Linked DNA regions of Homo sapiens: regions 1 and 3 are each linked to region 2. The links are chromatin contacts, found by Hi-C in ENCODE. All regions are on one chromosome and are shown on one strand. The core of a region is the stretch at or near the end of the contact, and the rest is flanking DNA. Distances in the headings are between cores, read along the strand shown.

Evidence for each region. Hi-C counts contacts between places; a loop is a spot of excess contacts on that map. Pooled maps may share reads with other maps.
Region 1: a loop to region 2 is called in a pooled map, with 7 times the contacts of the local background. The contact joins two enhancer-like sites. A Hi-C loop is called at or near these places in 2 of 37 single-sample maps with no recorded cell type and 4 of 50 pooled maps.
Region 3: a pooled map shows a loop between it and region 2 (5-fold over the local background). The contact joins the promoter of CCDC90B here to the enhancer-like site in region 2. A Hi-C loop is called at or near these places in 2 of 37 single-sample maps with no recorded cell type and 2 of 50 pooled maps.

Annotation. Positions count from the first base shown.
Region 1 is chr11:86,591,826-86,595,894 of GRCh38, reverse strand. All of the region lies in intron 2 of ME3 (malic enzyme 3), which reads left to right. Among named protein-coding and RNA genes, the nearest start is that of ME3, 79 kb to the left of the region's middle. RefSeq lists a silencer at 882-1,082. Within about 2 kb of position 2,819, at least 19 of the 41 ENCODE cell types and tissues checked have a DNase peak (open chromatin) inside an H3K27ac peak, as active enhancers do.
Region 2 is chr11:85,108,850-85,113,310 of GRCh38, reverse strand. It overlaps DLG2 (discs large MAGUK scaffold protein 2), which reads left to right. Exons shown (of 28, transcript NM_001142699.3): 6 at 1,576-1,650. Among named protein-coding and RNA genes, the nearest start is that of DLG2, 520 kb to the left of the region's middle. Within about 2 kb of position 2,835, at least 2 of the 41 ENCODE cell types and tissues checked have a DNase peak (open chromatin) inside an H3K27ac peak, as active enhancers do.
Region 3 is chr11:83,284,951-83,289,460 of GRCh38, reverse strand. It overlaps CCDC90B (coiled-coil domain containing 90B), which reads left to right and starts at 3,094. Exons shown (of 9, transcript NM_021825.5): 1 at 3,094-3,588. The coding sequence starts at 3,489. CCDC90B-AS1 (CCDC90B antisense RNA 1) reads right to left here and starts at 3,341. Exons shown (of 3, transcript NR_186344.1): 1 at 2,914-3,341. RefSeq lists enhancers at 3,057-3,706, 3,129-3,724, 3,757-3,836, 3,725-4,321.

The DNA of each region.
Region 1 (4,069 bases), core at 1,570-4,069, 1.5 Mb before region 2:
GGTGAGGGGCCCACCCAGAGGTGCCCTCTAACACAACTTCTTTCCCCATAACAGCATACCTGGGAGCTTCTGTTCTTCTGGCTGTGGCATTTTGTTTCAAGAGCACTGCACCCTGTGCCAGCCTTGCCTCTTACACATCAACCCATATGCAGAAGCATTTCCCCTTAAGTAGAGTGTAGTAGAAATAGTGAGGGCCTGGAGTCAGGCAGATCTTGAGCTAGATCCCAGTTCTCCACACTTCCCCTCATGATCTTTGTGACCTTGAGCCAGCACAGTGCCTGGTTCATAGGAGACACTCAATCAATCCTTCTTACCTGACCTTTCAAACCAGGGCACGCGCTTACTCGATCTGATTGTCAGTTTGCTTCTTATAGGATAGTGTTTAAGAGCACAGACTCTAAAGGCAGACTAATTGGGATCAGATCCTGGCTTTATAAGTACTTAACTCTCTAAGCTTCAGTCTCTTCATCTGTCAAATGGAGATAATGCTAGTATTTACCTTATAAGTCAATTATGGTTACATGAGTCAAAGTGCCTGGACCAGTGACTGATACATAATAAGCTCTCTCTCTCTCTCTCTCTCTCTCTATATATATATATATGTATATGTATATATATGTAAAATAGAGTATTCTGAAAATTTCTAACATGTGATAAACAATCCAAAAATATTAAACACATATTTTTACCTATTTTATTTCTTTATTTATATTTTATTTACTTATTTTTATATTTCCATACATATGCTTATCCCCTTTTTCTTATTATTAGCCCTTGTCAAAGTCCTCAACATCCTCTAAAGGCCTCTATTAAAAAAGAGCAAAACTCCCTTCTATTGTGAATGCTCTATAGTTGACCAGGAGCTTTCATGAAAGAGCCTCATTTGAATCTGACCTTACCACCCCTGCAGAGTCCCCACCTGGCTTGTCCTAGCTCATCCCCCACAGAAGCCTAGCATTTCACTGGAGAAACTCATTGCTGACTCAGTCCCCAGACATATCAGGCCCTAACAAGGCACTGATTTGTCATCATTATTTTTTGCTACCTTCAAGGGCTACCTTGCAAAGTATCAGAGGCATTTCCACTCTTGCCATCCCTGCTTTGGGACTGGGATTATTTTCTCACTGCAGGCAGGAAAAATCTTTTGAAATTTCACATTTGGAGAGCAGACTTTGTTTCGTTTTTTTGTTTTTTTGTGTTTTTTTGTATTGTTTTTTGAGAAAGGGTCTTGCTGTGTCAGTGGTGCAATCACAGCTCACTGCAGCGTTGACCTCTCGGGCTCAAGTGATCTTCCCATCTCAGCCTCCCAAGTAGCTGGGCTATAAGCATGCATCACCACACCTGGCTGATTTTTTTATTATTATTTTGTAGAGATGGGGTGTTTTTATGTTGCCCAGGTTGGTCTCAAACACCTGGGCTCAAGTGCTTCACCCACCTTGGCCTCCCAAAGTGCTGGGATTATAGCTGTGAGTCATTATGCCCAGCTAGGAGACCAACTTTGGATGATAACTTAAATGTCTCTTCAATGTACTTGTATTTTATGATGAGGTGAATATATGGAGGTAGAGAGCAAAGGAGAAAAATCTCTAAGGAATGCAATATTTTTATTAAGTGTTATAAATTAGCAACAATTTTAAATCATAATACTCAGCATTGGTGAAAATGTAGTAAGACAGCTACTTATGTACTGGAGTTATAAAATAGTTCGACCTTTCTAAAAGTGATTTGACAGTATGCGTACAGATACTTAAAACTGTTGATATCTCTAGAATGTAAGTTTCATGAAGGCAGGGATATCTTGTCTGTTTTTTTACTTTGTTTCCTTATTACTGTATCGTCAGTTTATAATGGTATCCAGTACCTAGTCGGTGCTTATTAAATATTTGTTGAATGAAAGAATGAGTCATCAGTCTCTTAAGTACACTTATAGTTCAATCTGAAGAAAAATCAGAAACAAAAAGTTTTGTGCTCATTACAGCATAATTCATAATTGTGGAAGTTTGGAAACAATTATATAAAACAGGAATTACTAGATAAAGCTTGCTGTGTTTTTCTGTTTTTTAATAACATTTTAGGCTGAAGTTTTAGTATGTGGGAAAATGCTAATCATAACATTTTTAGTGGGGAAAAAAGACTAAAAAATTTTATACATAGTATGATCTCAAGTTTGTTTAAATAAAATTTTTTTAAGCATAGAAAAAAGATAGGAAGAAAATAGAACAAAATGATACAGTGGCTATCTCTGGGTGATGAAAATAAGGTGTGGTTATTTTTTTCCAACTTTTCTGTGCGTAATATTACTTTCAAACTTGGGAGAAAATGTATCAGAAAATTCCTATTGAACTTAGGGAGATGGAGGTCGGGCTTGTGATCCAGTTCTGCAACTTACTGGTTGTATGCTGAAGTTCTGGAGCCTTTGTGGGGCTCATATGATATATGTGAAAGTATTGTTTTACGAAATATTAAACATGCAACCCAAGTAGGAAATGATAGCTGTTGCTGTCCTTACTATTCTTGCAGCATGTGACACCTTTCGAGAAAGTATTCAAAGCATCATGAGATCCTTTTATGACAGGTGTTAAAATTCCAACAGGTTAGGAATGACATTGTCACTTCCTGGAGGGGGAGCCTACAGTTTCGTGTTGTACGGTGCCTGGTATGTTGCAGGCAGTAGCTAACTTTTACTATGTGAGTGAAGGAGGGTGGAGGAAATCATGGGTCTTCCACATTCATTTGTCAGGGTAACAGTGAACTATAACCCTGGCATACAGAAATGAGTCATTTTCCTGGCAGTGAGCCAAGGCCACAGTCATCTCCAGGAAGCTTCTTTGTTCTCTTTTCATACCCAGTCATGCTGAAACCTTGTAACCCCATGCAGAGGGGTCTGCATTTCACCAGGTTAATAGATAAGGGAGCTGAGGCCTATGGAAGGTTAAATAACTGGCTCACAGTCACACACTTAGTAACCCATGGAGCCAGGACTCAAATGCAGGTGTGTTTGATGCCTGCGTTCTGTGCTCTCCCCCATCACTGTGCCCCTTTCTGAAGGAGTGACTAGGTGGTATATTCCCCAAATCTTGCTAAGTTTGGGGGTTCCTGGGATATTCCAGACTGAGCTGTTTTAATTTCTTCTGTTGTTGCTAGTCAGAAACAAGGAAAACTTGACATCTCTAAATCTGAGTGGGAATTGGGTAAAATGCTCCTTTGTTGCTGGCTTAAGTAGTAACCCTTAGATAAAGGGTTTAATTTCAGATCTGGAGACTGACCTAGTTGCATCCAGCAATTGTCTATGAAAACCTTGCCTTCTCACTGGTTACAATGAGATTCCCAAACACTGTCTCTATGTTTACCTAATTAAACTCACACTTCTCTCCCCTCAGATGTAGTAATGAAGTCACTGTGGCTAGAGGAACATGGGTTTTGTGAAGTGCTCCTTGACATTTGCTTCCTTGAAGATGGATTCCATTTACATTATTCTTCCAAGTGGTATTTTGTCAACAAAGCTCAATAGTCATTTGAGTTTAAATAGCCTATTTCCCCCCCTCAAGGCCTAAGAAACTGGCTTTGAGCAAGTGGTGAGAGCTGAGTTATTGGGAACTTTGTGAAGCAATTGTCTGGTGCTTTAGAAAAAAAAGCAGCAGCCTGGATGTTATAACCCAGGGACATTCTTGTTCAAGTGATTGAATTCCCAACACACCTGGCCATCATTGTCACAGTGCCCATGTCTGTAATGATTAAGTAGGTTAGTGGAGAAGCTGGACTAGCTGGAACAATTAGAACAAAGAATGTGGTCCCAGTTCTCAGGTGGTGACTTTTTTCTCTTAGACCAGACAGGCTTGGACTTCACGTGAGATTTTCTTCATAGGAAGTGTATTAGTTTGCTCAGGCTCCCATAACAAAACACTGCAGACTAGGTGGCTTAAACAATAGAAATTTATTTTCTCACAGTTCTGGACTCTAGATGTCTGATATGGTTTGGCTGTGTCCCCACCCAAATCTCATCTTGAATTCCCACGTGTTGTGGGAGAGACTCGGTGGGAGGTAATTGAGTCACAGGAGCAGGTCTTTC
Region 2 (4,461 bases), core at 1,586-4,085:
AATGATCTGAGGAGAATCTATATCTATTATCTGTGAATTAGGCAAAATACTAACACTGTTTCACAGTTGTGACTGTCAAGAGCATTTCATGGCAGCAAGCACATGGCCAAAATTAGCTTAAAATTGTGGTTATCTGACCAGTGTACCTTCTGTACTCTGCTGCTGCTGCTGCATATCATATTTTGCTTTAAAGAAATTGATCATGGAGATTGATGATATAAGTTTATTTTTATGATGACTTTATCCATAGTCACTCATACAGCATTTTAGGGCTTAGTGATGCCTTAAAAATAGATCAACCAAATAAAGTTGCTCTAAAAAGCTTACAAATCACAGGCAAAAATTTTAGTGTGATAGGAGTACTGAATTCAGTATTTTATTCAGTTAAATCAGAAATGTTAGGATCATTCATTAGATAAAATCAGATTGGATGATGACATGGCTTACCTCCCATTAAAGAGACAGTCTAAAATAACAGAGGCAACTTCTCATAAAAGAAAGAGCATACATGGGCACCAGAGTCAGCCAGAGTCTTGCTGCAATCTCAGAGATGCTGCTGTCTAGTAGGTTGAGTTTTAGCCAAGTTGCTTAACCTCTCTAAGTCTCTGTTTTCTCCACTAGAAAGTGAGCATAATACTCCTACTTATGTTTATTGTGGGGACTAGTAATAATATAATGTGTCCAGAATAGTGCCTTGCATATTTAGTTGTTCAGTAAATCACAGCTGTGGTTTTTATGGCGATTATTAATATTATAAGTATGCCTATATTATCACTGAGAATACAATGAAAAAAATAAAAGATAAAGTATGGCTTATTAAAATCTTTCCCCCCCTTTTGGACTAATCAGTTTTCATTATCAAAGGGGTGTAGCAGTATTGTTGGTGAAAGTAAAGCACTGTATTATTTTTAAAAGCCAATTAGAAGTAAATTTACAGGAATTACAACAAAAGTATAGGTTAACTAGAGATAAATTTCTTTTGTATAAAGAAGTGCCTGGAAAATGGTTTAGAATGTCAAATTTCTGACTCCTTGAGAAAATTGTTTTATTTCTCTGCACTTCAGTTTTTCATGTGATAAGAAGGCCTCTGAGATCTATCCCTTTCAACCCAACATTCTGGAGTTCTATGAAACACTCTAGAGAGAATCACCATCACTAGCTTATAGTCTGGAAACAGAGACAAATAAACAGCCATTCTATACCTTGACTCATGTGATCTTACAGGAGTACAGCATGTTTCAGGGTTGATTAGGAGCCTGGAAGAGAACAGTCAGCCTATGGGTTGTAAGAGTTCTCAGGTGGTTGGTATTGAAGCCTGGAAGGCCAGATGCTGAGACAGCCTGGTGCCAGAAACCTAGTCCTTAGAGTAACAAAAAAGGAAAAGGATAATTTCTTATGCTTTGATAAGAGTAGAAATTATGTACCTAGTTTTCTGCAGCATTGCACCAACAAAGCATTCTCTCTCTATGATTATAAATAAGGTAATAAACATATTGATAATAAACATGTCAGCTAGCATATATACATACTGGCCCATAATAAATAGAATATAATATAATTTTTACTTATTTGCAGCAAAACCAAGGCAGATGCCCAGCCCAGAATTGTTCAGTGGAAGCCCCTGCTTGGATGCCTGTCCACCACTGTACTGTAAGTTTGATTATTCCAAGATTAGCAGATTGAAGGATAAATGTTTTTATATTTTGGAATAATCTTAGTGGAATGAGCCAGAATGCTCTCTGAAATTCTGGAGTAAAGCAAATATTTTGCAAGGAGAAAGAATAATCTTTCAGAAAGCTTTGCATTATAAAAAATATCAGTGATTAGGGATTCCATGCATTTTGTTGGAGTCAGGATAACTTGGAAAGGATTGCTTTAAATGGGTTATTGATGAGTTAGAGTTGGAAGGTCATTAAAACGAATATATTTGCACATATGTTTTTCAGAATAGCTGCATATTCAGCAATACTTGATTTTAGATGCCTTGAAGAAAGATGCTCTCTCTTTTGTCACTGTGTCAACTGCTTAATAGTCATGAGCACACCAACTTGCAATTTTCAAGTCTTCCTGGTGTAATAATAGTCTCTGCATTTGCATAGTATCTTCTACCAGAGAATTTTCCAGTGCCTTAGAAACAAACAGGTACTATGTCATTATCCTTGTGCTACAGATGGGAGATTTCAATGCAAAGGGAGTAAGAATAGTGCATCAATTGTAGCACTGGGAACAGATCCCAGACATCCTACTTCTCCTTTCATGTACTCATGCTACTACTTCTGTACTCTGAAGTGTGTGAAGAAAGTGGCTGAATGTATGATACTCTGTAATACATGGATTGCCTAATAGAAATGACAGTGGTGTCTCTTGGAATTACGTGTACTGTAAATGAGTTTAGCTGTCATGAAATAATTTGTGTATGATGGAGACAAAAAATTAGAAAGTTACCTTTTGGAAATTCTCCTCATTTGACTCCCCTTGTAGGCAATGGAAAAGTAATATGTGGAGCTTCCTAAATATCTTTATCTATTGTTGAGGTACCATGTGCTGAAAGATACGACTGGACTGACATAACATGTCTTACAACTATGTTAGCAGTAAGCCTGGGGGAGCCTGATTTTCACTCAGATTGTGTAAGAGATTAAGCTTTTTTCCTCAGTTTTTGTTTATCTGTGGCAGGGGGGAGAAAGTGGGATCACCTTTAGTGAAGGAGAGATGGTGATGCTAAATTTTGGAGGTATTCCTGCAGTGCAGAGGGAGCCCAGATGTGCTGGAGACTCAGAGAATAAAAATGTTAATTTTTGAGCAGATGATCAGAGGAGAGTGCATGCTTAGGGACTACTTATGATAGAGAAAGGATGTGGTTTTTCTGTTTTTGGTTTTGGTTTTTATTTTTGAGACAGAGTTTTACTCTGTTGCCCAGGCTGGAGTGTAGTGGCATGATCTTGGCTCACTGCAGCCTCCACCTCCTGGATTCAAGTGATTCTTGTGCCTCAGCCTCCCCAAGTAGCTGGGATTACAGGTGCATGCCACTAAGCCCAGCTAATTTTTTTTTTCGTATTTTTGGTAAATAACGAGGTTTTGCCCTGTTGAACAGGCTGATCTTGAACTGAGAAAGGATGTGTTTTAATAATTCTATTATTTGTTCATAAATAGAACACTTCTTTTATTGTATCCCTGATGGTATCATTTCATAACTACTGATTCCTACATCTGTTTCTCCATGGAGACAATGTGCTCCTTGGGGTCCTAGTATATCCACAGCTAGTAAAATCCCTGGTACATGGCAGAAATTCTGGGAGTTAAGTTTCAATATGTGAATCTCCTATATGTTGATTTTTCTCTTTAGTAAGTTTTAATAAATTATTTCACAGCTCTCAGATTTCTTGGTAAAGAGGATTAATAATGGTATTTTACCCTCTTAGGCTGGTAGTTTCTATTTCTCCTCTTCATCATTCTTTAACACTTTTCTCCTAAGAGAATACCATAGAACGTGTGTTTTCAGAAATTTTGTTTTCAAGCTACAAAGTTTAGTAATTCCATTCAGTTGTGTCTAGTACTATGCCAATTGCTGGAAATATAAACATGAATAAGGCAGTAATCCTATGTAAATCAAACACAATCATGTATAATACCAATAAGAATTTCTGATCCTCTAATACACTGGTAATTTCAGCCCAAAATATTAATATAAGAACTTTCACATTTTATTACTTTGTGCAGTCTTGTTGCAAGGAAATTGCATAATTAGGATTCTGTCTTTTGAATTATTATAAATCGTTCATCTTTCATTATTCCCTTGGAGTTGAACCCCTTGGGATCTGGGAATCCCAGATTAGGTCCTAGTTGTATTGTAGAACCTTAGGAACAAATAAACAACTACATTTAAGACTCTTCCTGAAGATCACAAGTCAGAGCGCCAGCATTAAAGTCTTATTCTCAGTGCTGTGGTCAGGTGAGAGAATCAGAAAGTAGATGTTTCTTTTTCATTTCTGCCATAGAACTGGGGGCTACTGGTTTCATAAATTTACTTTGCTATTTACATAAAAGTAATTATATCTCCCAGTGAAACACATATTTTCTGAAGGAGTTGTGCAGCAGATACCGATCTGCTTTCTCTGCAGAGAACCCCCAGTCCACAGAGGTGGGCTCCCGATGGTCATGTTTAGATTATGTGAGCCTGCCCTTGGCCAGGACTGACTGATCCAGGAGGAAGACATTTGATTCCAGCAGGGCCAGTTGAATTTTTTTTTCCTGGGAATTTGAAATTTGTACTGGAGATATACCAAACTGGTAGTCATCAATTTTGAATCATATGAATGAGAACAGTTTGGAAAAAGTTATGTGAGGCTCAGTTGCTTAGACCTCTAAAGCTGCTTTGTATCTGCCCTTCTTAGGTATTATGTACTCAAAACTCTCTTGGAGTCTGTGAAATGGCCTCAATAACTTACAATCAATGTTACT
Region 3 (4,510 bases), core at 1,845-4,344, 1.8 Mb after region 2:
AACCCTAAAGACTCTCCCAAAGGCCCCTGGAACTGATAAACAAATTCAGTAAAGTTTCAGGATACACAATCAATGCACAAAAAATCAGTAGCATTTTTATACACCAATAATGTTCTAGCTGAGAATCAAATCAAGAACACAATCCCATTTACAATAGGCACAAAGAAAATGGAATACTCAGGATCATCTCACCAGGGAGGTGAAAGATCTCTGCAAGGAGAACTACAAAACACTACTGAAAGAAAGCAGAGACAACACAAATAAATGGAGAAATATTCCATGCTCATGGGTTGGAAGAATCAATACAGTTAAAATGGCCATACTATCCAAAACAAATTACAGATTTAACGCTATCCTTATCAAAATACCAACATCATTTTTCACAGAACTAGAAAAACCTCTTCTAAAATTAATTTGGAACCAAAAAAGAGCCTGAATAGTCAAAGCAATCTTAAGCAAAAAGAACAAAGCAAGACTTCAAACAATACTATAAGGCTAAACTAATCAAAACAGCATGGTAGTGTTACAAAAACAGACACATAGACCAGTAGAACAGAATAGAGAACCCAGAAATAAAGCCACACACCTAAAACCATCTGGTCTTCAACAAAATCAACAAAAATAAGCAACACGGATAGCATTCCCTATTCAGTAAATGGTGGTGGGATAACTGGCTAGCCATATGCAGAAGAATGAAACTGGACCCCCCTACCTCTCACCATATACAAAAATTACCACAAGCTGGATTAAAGATTTAAAAGTAAGCCCTCAAACTATAAAAACTCTAGAAAAAAAACTAGGAAATACCCTTCTTGACACAGGCTTTGGAAAAGAATTTATAGCTAAGTCCCCAACAGCAATTACAACAAAAATAAAAACTGACAAGTGGGACCTAATTAAAGAGCTTCTGCACAGCAAAAGAAATTACCAACAGAGTAAACAGATAGCCTAAGAATGGGAAGGAGAAAATATTTGCAAACTATGCATCTGACAAAGGTCTAACATCCAGAATCTATAAGGAATTTAAACAAACCAAGAAGTATAAAACAATCCAATTAAAAAATGAGCAAAGGACATGAACACACACTTCTCAAAAGAAGACATACAAATAGCCAACAAACATGAAAAAATCCTCAACACCACTGATCATTAGAGAAATGCAAATCAAAACTACAATGAGATGCCATCTCACACCCATCAGAATGGCAATTATTAAGAAAAAAAATTCACATATTGGTTAGGCTGTGAAGAAAAGGGAATGCTTATACTCTGTTGATGGGAATGCAAACTAGTTCAGCCACTATGGAAAGCAGTTTGGAGATTTCTCAAAGAACTTAAAATACAACTACCATTCAACCCAGCAATCCCACTACTGGGTATATACCCAAAGGAAAATAATTCATGCCATCAAAAAGACACAGAGCTGGGCACCGCAGCTCATGCCTGTAATCCCAGCACTTGGGAGGCCTAGGCGGGTGGATAGTTTGAGCCCAGGAGTTCTGGACCAGCCTGGGCAACATGGCAAGACCCCATCTCTACAAAACATGCAAAAATTAGCCAGTTGTGGTAGTGCACACCTGTAGTCACAGCTACTTGGAAGCCTGAGGCAGGAGGATCAGTTAAGCCCAGGAAGTTGAGGCTGCAGTGAGCCATGCACGACTGCACTCCAGCCTGAGTGACGCAGCAAAACCCTGCCTCAAGCCAAAAAAAAAAAAAAAAAAAAAAAGACACATGCAACCGTATGTTCATTGTAGTGCCATTCACGATAGCAAGGACATGAAATCAACCTAAGTGCCCATCAACAGTGGACTGGATAAAGAAAATGTGGTACATATACACCATGGAATATAATGCAGCCATAAAAATAAGGAAATTATACTCTTTGTAGCAACATGGATGGAACTGGAGCCATTATCCTATGCAACCTAATGCCAAGAACAGAAAACCAAATACACATGTTCTCACTTATAAGTAGGAGCTAAACATTGAATATATGATGGTAAACGTGGAAACAACAGGCATTGAGGATCATTAGATGAGGAAAGGGGGAGACGGACAGAGGGGCATGGGTTGAAAAAGCACCTGTTGAGTACTATGCTTACATCCTGTTGGGATCATTGGGACCCCTAACCTCGATATACCCTAAGGTTTTGCGTTTTGTATTTTGAAACTGGTAAGATCAAACTTTTTTCCCAATTTTTTTTTTTTTTTTTTAGATCGAGTCTCACTCTGTCGCCCAGGCTGGAGTGCAATGGTGTGATCTCGACTCACTGCAACCTCCGCCTCCAGGATTCAAGCGATTCTCCTACCTCAGCCTCCTGAGTAGCTGGGATTACAGGCATGTGCCACCACGCCCGGCTAATTTTGTATTTTTAATATAGACAGGGTTTCTCCACGTTGGTCAGGTTGGTCTCGAACTCCCGACCTCAGGTGATCTGCCCGCCTCGGCCTCCCAAAGTGCTGGAATTACAGGCATGAGCCACCACGCCCAGCCATCCCAGTGTTTTAAATAGCAATTTATATTTCCTCTTCATGAATTGTCTGTTAAAGCAGTTGTTGGCGGGAATCAAGTTTTGTTCTTTCAATGTGCTTCGGGCCTTAGAAATGGTGTTTGTTACTTAGTTGACTCTCACAAAGCTTTGAATACATATAGATAGAAACCTAGCCGTAATTGTTTAGAATCTTGAGAGAGTAAGCCACTAACACCGCACAACTGTGTGCCATTTTACAACTTACAGAGAATATTCATGAGTATTAGTGCATTTTAATACAACTACTGTGCATTGTTGCTTTCAGCATTTTACTATGCGGAGCAGTCTTGAGTAACTGAGGTCTGAGAAGGATAAATGGTGAAAATTCAAGGAATTTCTCCTAGAAACGGAGGAATTCGGCTTCCCTAAAGAAAGGACATACCGACTGAAATAGTTGGTCCTCCCGTGCACCAGAGGGTGAAGCAGCAGGATGTGACGCCTCACGAAAAGTGAGCGGCTTGCTGGACTACACTTCCCAGAAGGTTTCGTTGGCCCTCGCACTACGCAATCACCCAGAACGCTCAGCGGCCGAAAACTTCAGGTTCCAGGCTGCTGTGCGGCTAAATGCGACTCCATCTCCCCCGACCCAAGCGCGTAATGGCCGCTGGCTATCTTGGGGGAGCCAGCTGTTGGACTATGCCCCACTGCCAGGAAACAGGCGCCGGAAGGTTCTCTGACAAGATCTCGCTTTCCTAGGGCGGTGAAGGCGTTCAAAGGTCGGGAAGGGGCGCTGGGAGAAGCGGGGCAGCGCTGAGCCATGCTCGCGAACTGTGGGTCTGTCTGTGAAGAGACCCAGTTTCGTGGGACCACGGTGGCGCCTGCGCTGGGAGGTGAGCTTGTGACAGAGCGAAAACTACAATTCCCAGCATTCCTGTGGTGCCAGAACTACCTTGCCCGAAAGCCTGTGCGAGATTTACCCCGTCTTCCGCCTCCCTCCCACCGGAAAACTCTGAGGACATGAATAGTCGCCAGGCTTGGCGGCTCTTTCTCTCCCAAGGCAGAGGAGATCGTTGGGTTTCAAGGCCCCGCGGGCATTTCTCGCCGGCCCTGCGGAGAGGTGAGGCAAGGCGTCGTGTCATAGATGCCTGAGTGCTCTCTAGGGAGACGATGCCCGTGGGGTCGCGCCTGCTCGAGCGAACGGGAAGAGAAGGTGCCACGCCCTCCTCCCGGATTCACGCCTTGTGCTGGGCGACGCCGCTGCCTGCTGCCCCGACTTGCCCAGCTCGCCCCAAGGGGCGAGGACTGAGGAAAGCACTGCCTTTCTGTTCTTAAAGCGAACCTTTGAAGGCCTGGGCTTCGCGCCCGGCTTCTTTCTCAGCCGTTGTTTCCGTTTTTTGGTGACAAGAGGCTAGTAATCTCGTCAGGAGCCAACGTAAGGTAATCTGTGTTTGAGGGTGTCCTGTTTTCTTTTGTGGCCTGATCAAATTTTGATTTTGTTTTTTTAGGTGCTGGCCTCGAGCCCAGGTTTTTGGTAGACAGCATCATAAATTTCAGGCCACGTCTGCCTTATTCTCACTGGAATTCTCAGTACATTTCAGTCACATTGTAGACTTTGGGAAAATAAGTGAATACTGGAACCCACAAGTTTCCAACCTGTTGGCACCCCTGTTAACAGGGTGTCCTGAAGACATCTAACTTTATTCAGAGAAATGTTTCTAGGGCTAGGTTTTTGTTGTCGTCGTTGTTTTTCACCCCCAGTTTTTTAACTTCCCTCCCAGTTTTTAAACCGTTTTAAGGTTGTCCACAAAATAGGCGAATAGGCACCTCTTATCTCTGTTCACCTTCTTGAATCTTCAGTGCCAGGTACGCTGAGCCATTCGGTACCCAAACACTTCTACGCTGTTATTTATACTCCATATTGTTACTTGTGCTATTTTGCTCATTGTTTCATTTTAATCCACACCAGTAACAGCTGCAGTCAAAACTGCAGTTGTTGATCCTCCATCTGTGAGATTGCTGTTTAGCTGCCAGGGTCATTC